2 separate regions of the Homo sapiens genome follow, and region 2 is linked to region 1. Evidence: chromatin contacts called from ENCODE Hi-C or POLR2A ChIA-PET data. All regions are on one chromosome and are shown on one strand. The core of a region is the stretch at or near the end of the contact, and the rest is flanking DNA. Distances in the headings are between cores, read along the strand shown.

Evidence for each region. A loop is a pair of places that touch in the nucleus more often than their neighbours do. ChIA-PET counts read pairs that join two places held with the same protein, here RNA polymerase II (POLR2A). Pooled maps may share reads with other maps.
Region 2: a loop to region 1 is called in a map of CD4-positive, alpha-beta memory T cell, with 4 times the contacts of the local background. The contact joins two enhancer-like sites. A Hi-C loop is called at or near these places in 6 of 168 maps with a recorded cell type or tissue (B cell, CD4-positive, alpha-beta memory T cell, GM12878 and 3 more), 1 of 37 single-sample maps with no recorded cell type and 6 of 50 pooled maps. POLR2A ChIA-PET finds 5 or more read pairs at or near these places in 1 of 52 experiments (activated T-cell).

Annotation. Positions count from the first base shown.
Region 1 is chr9:21,853,021-21,858,407 of GRCh38, reverse strand. MTAP (methylthioadenosine phosphorylase) reads right to left here. Exons shown (of 8, transcript NM_002451.4): 6 at 3,538-3,777. Among named protein-coding and RNA genes, the nearest start is that of MTAP, 53 kb to the right of the region's middle. Within about 2 kb of position 3,612, at least 4 of the 41 ENCODE cell types and tissues checked have a DNase peak (open chromatin) inside an H3K27ac peak, as active enhancers do.
Region 2 is chr9:21,917,784-21,922,844 of GRCh38, reverse strand. It overlaps a transcript of MTAP not described here. Among named protein-coding and RNA genes, the nearest start is that of CDKN2A-AS1, 47 kb to the left of the region's middle. Within about 2 kb of position 3,009, at least 4 of the 41 ENCODE cell types and tissues checked have a DNase peak (open chromatin) inside an H3K27ac peak, as active enhancers do.

The DNA of each region.
Region 1 (5,387 bases), core at 2,363-4,862:
TGTAGAACCATAAGCCAATTAAACCTCTTTTCTTTATAAATTACCCAGTTTTAGGTATTTCTCCATAGCAATGTGATAACAGACTAATACAGATTTCAATATGGTATCGGAGAAAATATCTCAGATGTATAATGGGTTAATATGGTCTAGAAAGATGTGGCTGTTCTCTTCATGTCCACAGCCGAAGGGATTACAATGTTAAAACTGTTGCTACACTGGAAAACCAAACAGGTACGTTTCTCCTTAGAAAATTATTCCAGCTACTAAAGAAAAATATTATGGAATTAAAATACCACCATTTTTATGGCTCCCAGTGAATTAATGGATTGGCTGCTAACATCACAAACCGAACCAAACAAAATCCCAAATAAACCACTCATTATGTGCTTCCTGATGAAAAAATAAAATGCTACCTTAAGACACCTGAATCTGATTAAATTTCTAAATCTAGCTACCAATTTATAGACAATACAGAGGACAGAGAAGCCTATTAAACTACTCCAAGGAGATGATTTCAGCAATTCAGACTGTGGGAAACTCAACAGGACAAATGATCTGGTTCCTTCATAAAAAGCTTGCAACCAAAAGAATAATTTAAGGCATTTAACCAGAAATTTAAATTCTGGCTGGGTATATTAAAGAATTATTATTGGAGAATGAAAATGATAATGTGCTCATGTTAGATACCTCCTGAAGTGTTTATGGATAAAATTATTGATGGGAGTAATAATCATATTGGTTGTAAGTTAATATAATGGTTGAAGCTAGATGCTGAATTCATGGAAGCTCGTGCTATTAGCTACTTCTGTATATGACTAAAATAGCTTCATAAGAAAAAGTTGAAGAAAGTGAACACAAAATTACCATCAGAGATAGAGTACTTGACATGCCTTCCTATGCTTCGAAGAAATCCAGCATTCAGGGACACAAGGATTACATCTTTCTATTTCCTTAAGCATAGTCCAGATCCCACCCACAAACACCAAGATGTGTATAGGAAAAAATGATGAACACTGTAGCAGAGGGGAGTTTGCACTACTATGGGAACACAAAGCAGTGACAGGCTGGGTATCTGCCAGGCACATGTAAATGATATGTTTTAAGCTGAGTCTTTGAATGCAGACATGAAGCATCCAAGAAATTTGCCTTGTATTTACTCATTTCCTTATATATTTTTCCTGTGACTGGTTATTTCTGTATAGACACTGACCTCCCTTCTCTTTGTTCCAGCTGTTGGGCTTCACCCAAAATGTCCTTCCTACTGACCTTCCCAAAATAAACCCTCTCTTCAAGGTGCAGTTTAAATGCTTTTCCCTGATACTACCCACCTCTCAGGCCCCCCACTCCATCAGAGCCACCATCTGATGACCACCCTCTTACAAGCCAGCATTATACTAGCTTTTTTACATATCTCATTTGGTTTAATTCTTCCAGTAATCTTTCAAGGTCTAACTGACTAAACAATGACTAAACAACCTCCACTCCTCACCCAGAGCCCTGGCTTCATTCTACAGAAGAGTAAACAAGTGAAATAACTCGCCCAATGTGACAAGCAAATGGAGCAACTCAAATCTGAAGATGGGTTTAGAGAACTCCAAATCCTTTTTGCCATGCCAGGCTGCAACACACGATTGGCTGAAATAATGCCATCTTTCTGTGGGCCTTCCTTGTAGCATTTAACACTGTCTTCAAGCCTTTCCACTTACAGAGCTTAATTTCTCTGCTTTTCAATAAAGTAGCTCCAGCTGACTATTTCCCCAACCTCATTTGGCTACTAAAGGAAATCACTGCTGGTTCTACAAAGGAGGAGACATATGTTATTAGACTGAGCAGAAAGCCACAGGCAGGAAGCAAACCGCTCTCAGGGTGTGGCAGGGGCTGGAGTTTCCTATTAATTGGAAGCAGCTTCTTGACATTACGAGGCTGAGTTGTTCCTTAGGTTACCAAAGCTGCCAAATAAGATATTATGTTGTGACTTAATGTAATAATTTGCGAATCTCTTACATAAAAGGCATCCTAGTACTAAGCAAACAGTTTATTACACTGAAGAGTCATCATAAGGAATTCATGAAAAACAAAGAACCTGTGTTCATCTATGACCCAAAACACTGTACACATTAGATAGTAAAACAAACTCTCTAAAACGGTGGTACAATATTAGGCCTCTTTGGAGATGTCACTTACCCTAAATGTGCTCAGAAAGTCACCCCTAAATGTTTTCCTTACTTCAAAAGTGACTGCAGTTTTGTCGTCCCTTTATCTTAAAATGAGATAAATGACAGGACGAACGATCTAGTTTATTCAAGTAACACAAGGAATAAAAAGAGAAAGAGGTGAAAATTAGATTAAAAGAGACAAGAGGTAATCATTAAAATACAACATATGGATTGTAAGGGATTCTGATTTGATCAAATTGTTAAAAATTATGAGACTGAAGGAAAAAGGAATAGTCTGAATATTTGATTATATTAAGAAATTAATATCATTATTTTTGTACAATGATGGCATGGTTATAACTTAATTTTAAAAAGACCTTTTAGGAAAATATTTACTTCACAATGAGGGCAGGGGAGAAATAGGTAGGGACATACCTATCACACAAGATTGGCCATGGCTAATTGTGGAACCTAAGTGATGGGTACCTGGAATTCATTATATTCCACCCTGTACTTACACAGATGTTTAAAGTTTTGTTTTGTTTTGTTTTGGAAGCTGACCTCATTGTTCCAGTGTCCTCAAATTCCAGCTGGATCCTGCTGCCTTCCCTGCCTGAACCCCTCACTGTCCTTCCATCTGAAACCCTTACCATGGTCTGTATGGCCTGGCCCTACTGTATTGCATCCCTCCTCTCTCTCCCTTCTCCCCAGTCTCCCTCCTTTCCACTCTACTCAATCATGCCCTTCTTGCCCATCACACTTAAAACAGGAAGGCTTCTCATACTTCAAATATTTGGTCTGGTCAACTCTATTCAGTTGACCTAGTGTACCCTTGTACCTCACCATTCTATTTCTTTATAACCGTTAGCTTTCTTATATTGGTTTGCTTAACTTCTATCTCCATCCGACAGAATGTCGGCTCCTTAAGGACTTCTCTGTTTGTTGTCACATTTCTATGCTGAACAGAGTATCCAGCCACGGTACGTTAAATAGATGGATGTGAACATACAGCCCTCTCATGAGGAAAGGGTTAATAGATTTTTTTCCTTCTTGAAAACAAAAAACAGTAGCATAGCAGCAGAAATTGGCAATCAAAATACACCTTTATCCTGAAAATAAGGCCCAAGTCTTAGTATGATTCTCAACACATCTACCTGCCTACAATGTACTATTTTCACTACTGATCCTTGGGTAAAAGTGTCTCTTTCTTTCCTTTGATCTTTGTTCTTACCTTCCAATGGAACTACAGAAAATATTAACAACTTCAAAACCTTGTAGAAAGGCACTTTCTGAAACTAACGTAATAGAAACAAACAGTTAAGACACCCTATTGGCACCCAGAAACCCATGCTATATGTGCTTAGAAAAGAATTCCACCTACTGCTTCCTCGTGCTCCTTCCAGCAGTCATAATCTGTCGCCATGGCGATACTTGCGTAACAAATTCCAGCCTCCTTAGCAAGAACCACCTCTGGAACTGTGGTCATGTTGATAACATCCGCCCCCCAGGTGCGGAACATGAAGCTTTCTGCCCGGGAGCTAAAACGAGGTCCCTCGATTGTGACCATTGTCCCCTTTGAGTGGCACCGGAGTCCTAGCTTCTTAGCAGTCTCTATAAGAACCTAGAAAAGAAAAACCAGAAACTTCAAAACATACTAGCACATGCACAACTTAAGGCTGCACTTCCCCCCAATGTTTACCAAGTTGATTTCTTAAAGATGATTTGTCACTATAATAAATGCCTACTATCTGCCAGGCTCTCAGAAAAAACCTAGAGGACCACAGAAGGGTGTTTCCTGGACCCTTTCTCATTCACATAATCCTGTTTCCCCAGCCCTTTGCATGTAGAAACTAATAGCTACACAAGCAAGCACTGAGCTCTTTCTACTCGCCAGGCATTTGTTTATATGCTTTAATCTCATTTGCTTCTTAACAACTTTAAGAGACTAAGCTGGTTTGAGAATACAGACTGGAGTCTTAACTTTTAACCTCGCAGGCTAAGCTAAGGTGCCTCTCGTCGCTTATCTTCTCAAACAGGTGTGTTGAGTTCTATTTCCAGGCTTCTGAAAAGTTAATTCTCATTACTTTTAAAAATACAGAATCTGAAGACTTCTGTAAAAGCTTTTGCTGGTTAGAAAGTGATTTCTCTTTTGCCTATTGCCTTTCCACAGAGTTGTGCTGATTGTTTTTCTGTTCACAGGGATAAACATCTTGGAATTCCTTTAGTGGCAAGGCTAGGCATGGATTTTTAGAAACATCATTGAAAAGTTCGATCCTTTTCTCCAGTGTTTTATTTAATACTGCACATCTAATCTTCAAGTTATTAATTACCTTCATTTTTTCTTAGCTTATTCAATATTCCCTTTTAATTAAAAAAAAGTCTTTTCAACTTAACTGTTAACTTACTGAAGCACTGTTGAAAAATCATCTCTGTATGCCTTAGTTTTCTCAAGTGTAAATTGAGAATAATGATATCGCATAATTCAATTGTATGAGGAAGATTAAATGAACTAAGGTATATACAAGCATAGAAGCATGCCAGGTGCGCTGTAAACACTGTATGCACTAAGCTGGTCTTCTAACAATCATTAATACTGGCAGCTTCTACACATATTTGGCTAACCTTCCTGGGATACTATATAAATAAAGTGGAGTGACTCAAAGTCAAAGTCTCCAATCTGGGCAAAGTCTCACCTGCACATGTGTTCATCACATAAACAAATTAACCTATTTCCTTAAAAAATAACTTACACTATGCCACTGCAATGGGAAACAGAATTTTCACAAGAGTCTTGGCAACTCAAAATTTAGCAAGCTATGGACAATGAACAGTTGATGCTACATCATGTTTATCTTATAAATGCTGAAAATAAAATTATGCTTAATTAACACTTTTCCCTAAAAAGTATATGTTATAAATGCAAAAGCCTAAATCTCTACCCCACCCCCTTTTCCCCCCTAAAGTTAAGACATAACAAGCCCACTCCCGCTGGTTCAATAATGTCTTTAAAGATCCTGAATAACTGAACCATATGCTTGGCTAAAGTTCACAGTGCTTCTAGAGATGAATGGCTCTTGACAAGTCCTCACTGTCACTCTGGCACTTTGGGAGATAGGTACCATGCTTATGAGGAGGAGGAAGAAATGGAGGCTATGAATATATGTCAGCCACCTGAACCAGCATTTTGCATTCCTTCAAGAACAGCTAACACTATCTTAAGGCAGCAAAAAA
Region 2 (5,061 bases), core at 1,760-4,259, 65 kb before region 1:
GGTCTACATGGTGTGGACTCCAAGGTCCTTCCTACCCCTGTAAGCCACCGGTCAGGGTAAGCTGAGAGATCAGCCAGCGGGTGCAGAGCCACTGTGGCTGAGAGTAATAGTTCTGGGAATTGGTTGGAAGGCAGGAGAGTGAAAGGGGAGAAGAAAACTGTGTACAGATCTCCTTCTTCTCCAGCCAAAGAAGGAGAGGCATAGAGATTTCTTACCACTGGGGAACGTATCCAAGCCATGTGGCATCAAAGTATGTTAGCAGCAGTGAATCTGTATGGGTCTGCAAGAACTTGTTTCTTGCCTCTTCAAAGGAAAGAATTTGTCTGAGGGGCATAAGCGAGAGTGAGAGACCAAGGCAAGTTTTTGAGCAGAAGTAAGAGTTTATTAAAAACTCTTAGAGCAGGAATGAAAGAAAGTAAAGTAACTTGGAAGAGGGCCAAGTTGGCAACCTGAGAAATCCAAGTGCCCTGTTTGACCTTTGACTTGGGGTTTTATATGTTGGCATGCTTCTGGAGTTTTGTGTCTCTCCACTCTTGATTTTTCCTTGGGGTGGGCCATCCACATGCACAGTGGCCTGCCAGCACTTGTGAGCGGCCACATGCACAGTGTATTTACTGAAGTTGTGTGCATGCTCACTTGAGGCGTTTTTCCCTTGCCAGTCAAGTGTTCCTAGAGGAACTGGTCATACACCAGTTAAACTCTGCCATTTTGCCTCTTAGTGCATGCTTGAGACTGCTTGCTCAGCTCCTTATTGGGAAGCTGTTGGCCACCGGCTTCAAGTGTTTTCCATATATTGGGAGACTGCCTTTCTCTGGCACTGACTGCAACCAATTATTATTTTAAAAAGACTGCTTAACAACTACCTGACCATCACCTAATGGTTGCCTGACATTACTGGTGGGGGATGGGCTTTTCTTCTGATGTTCATGTCTGCCTAACTACCTACTCCAACACTCCCACCTCAGCCTCCTGAGTAGTTGGGACTGCAGGCTTGTGCCACCATGCCTGGCTAATTGTTATTATTATGTTTATTTTTAATAGAGATGAGGTTTCCCTATGTTGTCCAGGCTGGTCTCAAACTCCTGAGCTCAAGCCATCTGCCCTCTTCAGCCTCACAAAGTGCTAGGATTACAGGTGTGAGCCACTGCTTCTGGCCAGAAGTCTTTAAGAGAGGCATATTTTGATTTATTGAGTCTCTTGTAAGGCTCTGCATGATAATCAAAATCTACATTCCATTGTTCTTGAGGAATTCAGAATTTCTTCTTTTCCAATCCACTTCATAAATGAACAGTTTTGTCTAGGTTAAAACTTTCTTACAATGACCACTGTATTTCTATATTATCTTTGAACTTCAAATTAACAACCTAATGATGCACCTCAGGGAGCTAGAAAAGAGAACAAAACAAAACCAAATTTAGTAGAAAGAAAGAAATAATAAAGATCAGAGCAGAAGTAAATGAAATTGAGAGTAAAAAATACAAAATATCAACAAAAAGGTTTTTTTGAAAAAATAAATTAACAAACCTTTACCTAAACTAAGAACAAAAGAGAAAAGACCCATGTAAATAAAATCAGAAACAAAAAGGGAGAGTTAACAAATGAGACCACAGAAATACAAAGAATCATTAAAAACAATTATGGACAACTTTTTCCAAAAGAAACCACAAGTTTCTTTTGGAAAATCTAAAAGACATTGATAAATTACTGAACACATACAACTTACTAAGATTGAATCATAAAGAAAAAAATAACTTGAACAAACAAGTAATGAGATCAAAGCTGTAATAAAAAGTCTCCCATTAAAGAAAAGCCTAGGACCTGATTGCATCAATGCTTAATTCTGTCAAACTTTTAAAGAAAAAACTCAAACTCTTCCAAAAAAAATGGGAGAAGTGGTAATACTTCCAAACTCTTTCTACAAGGTCAGCATTACCTTGATACCAAAATTGGACAAAGACACAGAAAAAAAGAGTGTTAGGCCAATATTTCTGGTGAACATAGTTGTAAAAATCCTCAACAAAATGCTAGCAAACCAAATTCAACAACACATTAAAAAGATCATTTAGCATGATCAAGTGGGATTTATCCAAGGGATAAATATTTCCAGATTAATACACAATTTCTGGCTTCCAAGGCATGTTTACCACTTAATAATTATTTAATCAAGTTTGACCATATTGTTTGCTCAGAAAGCCTGGATCATGCAGAAAGGTGAAAATATCCATAGAGAATTGTTTCCCAATAGCCCCTTTCGAGTGGGCTATTGGAAGGTAAGTGGATAATGGGTTTGCATAATTGCACTTTTTTGTTGGTAAAATCTGGGAAAATAAAAATTTTACAGTCTTTCCTTAAAGAAAGTCCTCCAAACTAAGTAAGTTTCAGGTCACATAAAACCTGAATTTGCCCATGCTCACAACTGTGCCTGCAATTGTTTATGGTTGAGGGAAAAAAACATGTTAAAAAAGCGTCACGCAGTGGCCAAGGAAAATCTCTTTTCATTGCTCTAATGGAATTACAGCTCTCCCTCCTGCTTATCTTACAGTCTTCTTAGGTGGGCACTGTTTATTTATACTCTCACAGCTCTCTCTGGTCATGGGCTAATTTTTTCTTGATCCTCATTGCTATGTTCAGAATATACTCCCTCCTTTCTAAAAGACACCAGCCACTCCCATTCTGTAATTCAACTCATTTCTCTATGATTTTCGCTCTTGAGCTTAGTCTCCTTATCTATAAATCTACTCTAGTCTAATTCCTTAACCCATTTCCTGTTTGCCCCAAGAATATTCTTGTTCTCTTGTCTCTAATCCTAATGTAATATCATATACATTTCTGTTACATTAGGATTAGAGACAAGTTCTGTTTAGAAATAACTCCATGAAGAATTTTTATATTTTATTTTCACATTGAAAAATCAGTCAGATTTGCTTCAGCCTCAAAGAGTGTGTTTACGTAAAATTCAGTGAGTGCTGGCAGCAAGCCACACTTTTTTTTTCTAAACAGGAAATGGGTTAATATACACGTTGATGAACATTCTCTGGCTTATTTCCTGTAAACCCGCTTCTCTGACTAACTTGTGCTCTTTGACCACCACCACTTTATTACTCCACCTTGACCTCTAAGCTATGATTCTATCACCTTGTCAGTGTATTTCACCCACTTTATGTCATCACTCCACTCCTTACCCAGCTAAAATGCTTATGGTCACATAGTCAATTATCAAAGGATAGTAATCATTCCTTTGCATACACCCTTGAACCTCACAGTGTTTTATACATGGCAAAACCAAAACCCTGGTTAAATCCAACTCTCTTGCTAGTCCACATCTGAACCCAGGGATCCAAAAGTGGTTTACAAATATCTTCTCTTAACCTCACTTCCACCTGCAAATTACCATCTGTTTTTTTGCTCCTTTTATAGAAAAAGAAAAAATGCAAGAGCCTTAAAGCAGAAGTCTAAATTTTTATGAATGAAGTTAAATTATTTTTTCAGAGTATCTTCAAAATAATCTGGTAAGGTAGGGACAGAGGGAGTGGGGAAGTAGATGAACAACATTGGCTATCAGTTAAAAACAATTGAATGTGGGTGATGGGTTTCATTTTTTGTTAATTCATATTTTTATATGCTTGAAATCTTCCCTGATAAAAATTTCAAGTGTCTGTAATTGCTGTCTCCAATTTCCTCTCTTTCAGCTACAAACCCACTAACCAAGATTTTACTTTAAACACTCTGCTGAAACTATTGTTCATCCTAGTCACAATAATATTTATATTGCTAAATTGAATGCTCAATTCTTAGTTCTCACTTTTTCCTATCAATAGTGTTTGATGGACCATCAAACTATGCTTTCCTATGTCACACCTTGGTGATCAATTTGTGCTTCCCTTTCTTCAAGTGGATTCTAGTACAGGTATCATTTTATTAGTCTGTTCTCACGCTGCTAATAAAGACACCCCCAAGACTGGGTAATTTATAAAGGGAAGAGTTAATTGACTCACAGTTCACATGGTTGAAGAGGCCTCACAATCATGGCAGAAGGCAAAGAGGAGCAAAGACACATCTTACCTGGCAGCAGGCAAAGAGGGCATGTGCAGGGGAACTCCCCTTTATAAAACCATCAGATCTTGTGAGATTTATTCACTATCACGAGAACAGCACGAGAAAGACCCACCTCCATGATTCAATTACCTGCCACCAGGTCCCTTCCATGACATGTGGGGATTATTGGGGCTAAAATACAAATGAGATTTGGGCGAGGATGCAGCGAAACCACATCAATCACAATTTTTTTTTAATTTCAATAGTTTTTGGGGGTACAGATGGTTTTTGGTTAAATGGGTAAGTTCTTTAGTGCTAATTTCTGAAATTTTAGTGTGCCTGTCACCCAAGCAGTTTATACTGTACCCAATATTCTCTTATCCCTTAACCCCTCCAAACCTCCCCCATCGAGCCCCCAAAGTCCATTAATCACTCTTTTTTTTTTTTTTTTTTTTTTTTTGAGACGGAGTCTCGTTCTGTCGCCCAGGCTGGAGTGCAGTGGCGGGATCTCTGCTCACTGCAAGCTCCGCCTCCCGGGTTCACGCCATTCTCCTGCCTCAGCCTCCCAAGTAGCTGGGACTACAGGCGCCCGCCACTACGCCCGGCTAATTTTTTGTATTTTTAGTAGAGACGGGGTTTCACCGTTTTAGCCGGGATGGTCTCGATCTCCTGACCTCGTGATCCGCCCGCCTCGGCCTCCCAAAGTGCTGGGATTACAGGCGGAGCCACCGCGCCCGGCCCATTAATCACTCTTATGCCTTTGCATCCTTATAGCTAAGTTCCACTTGTAAGTGAAAACATACAATATTGGGTTTTCCATTCCTGAGTTACTTCACTTACAATAATGACCTCCAGCTCTATCCAAGTTGCCGCAAAAGACATTATTATTGTTCCTTTTTATAGCTCAGTAGTATTCCATGGCATATACATATATACCATATTTTTATTATCAACTCGGTCGATGGGCACTTAGATTGGTTCCATATTCTTGCATTTGCTAATTGTGCTGCTATAAACATACATGTA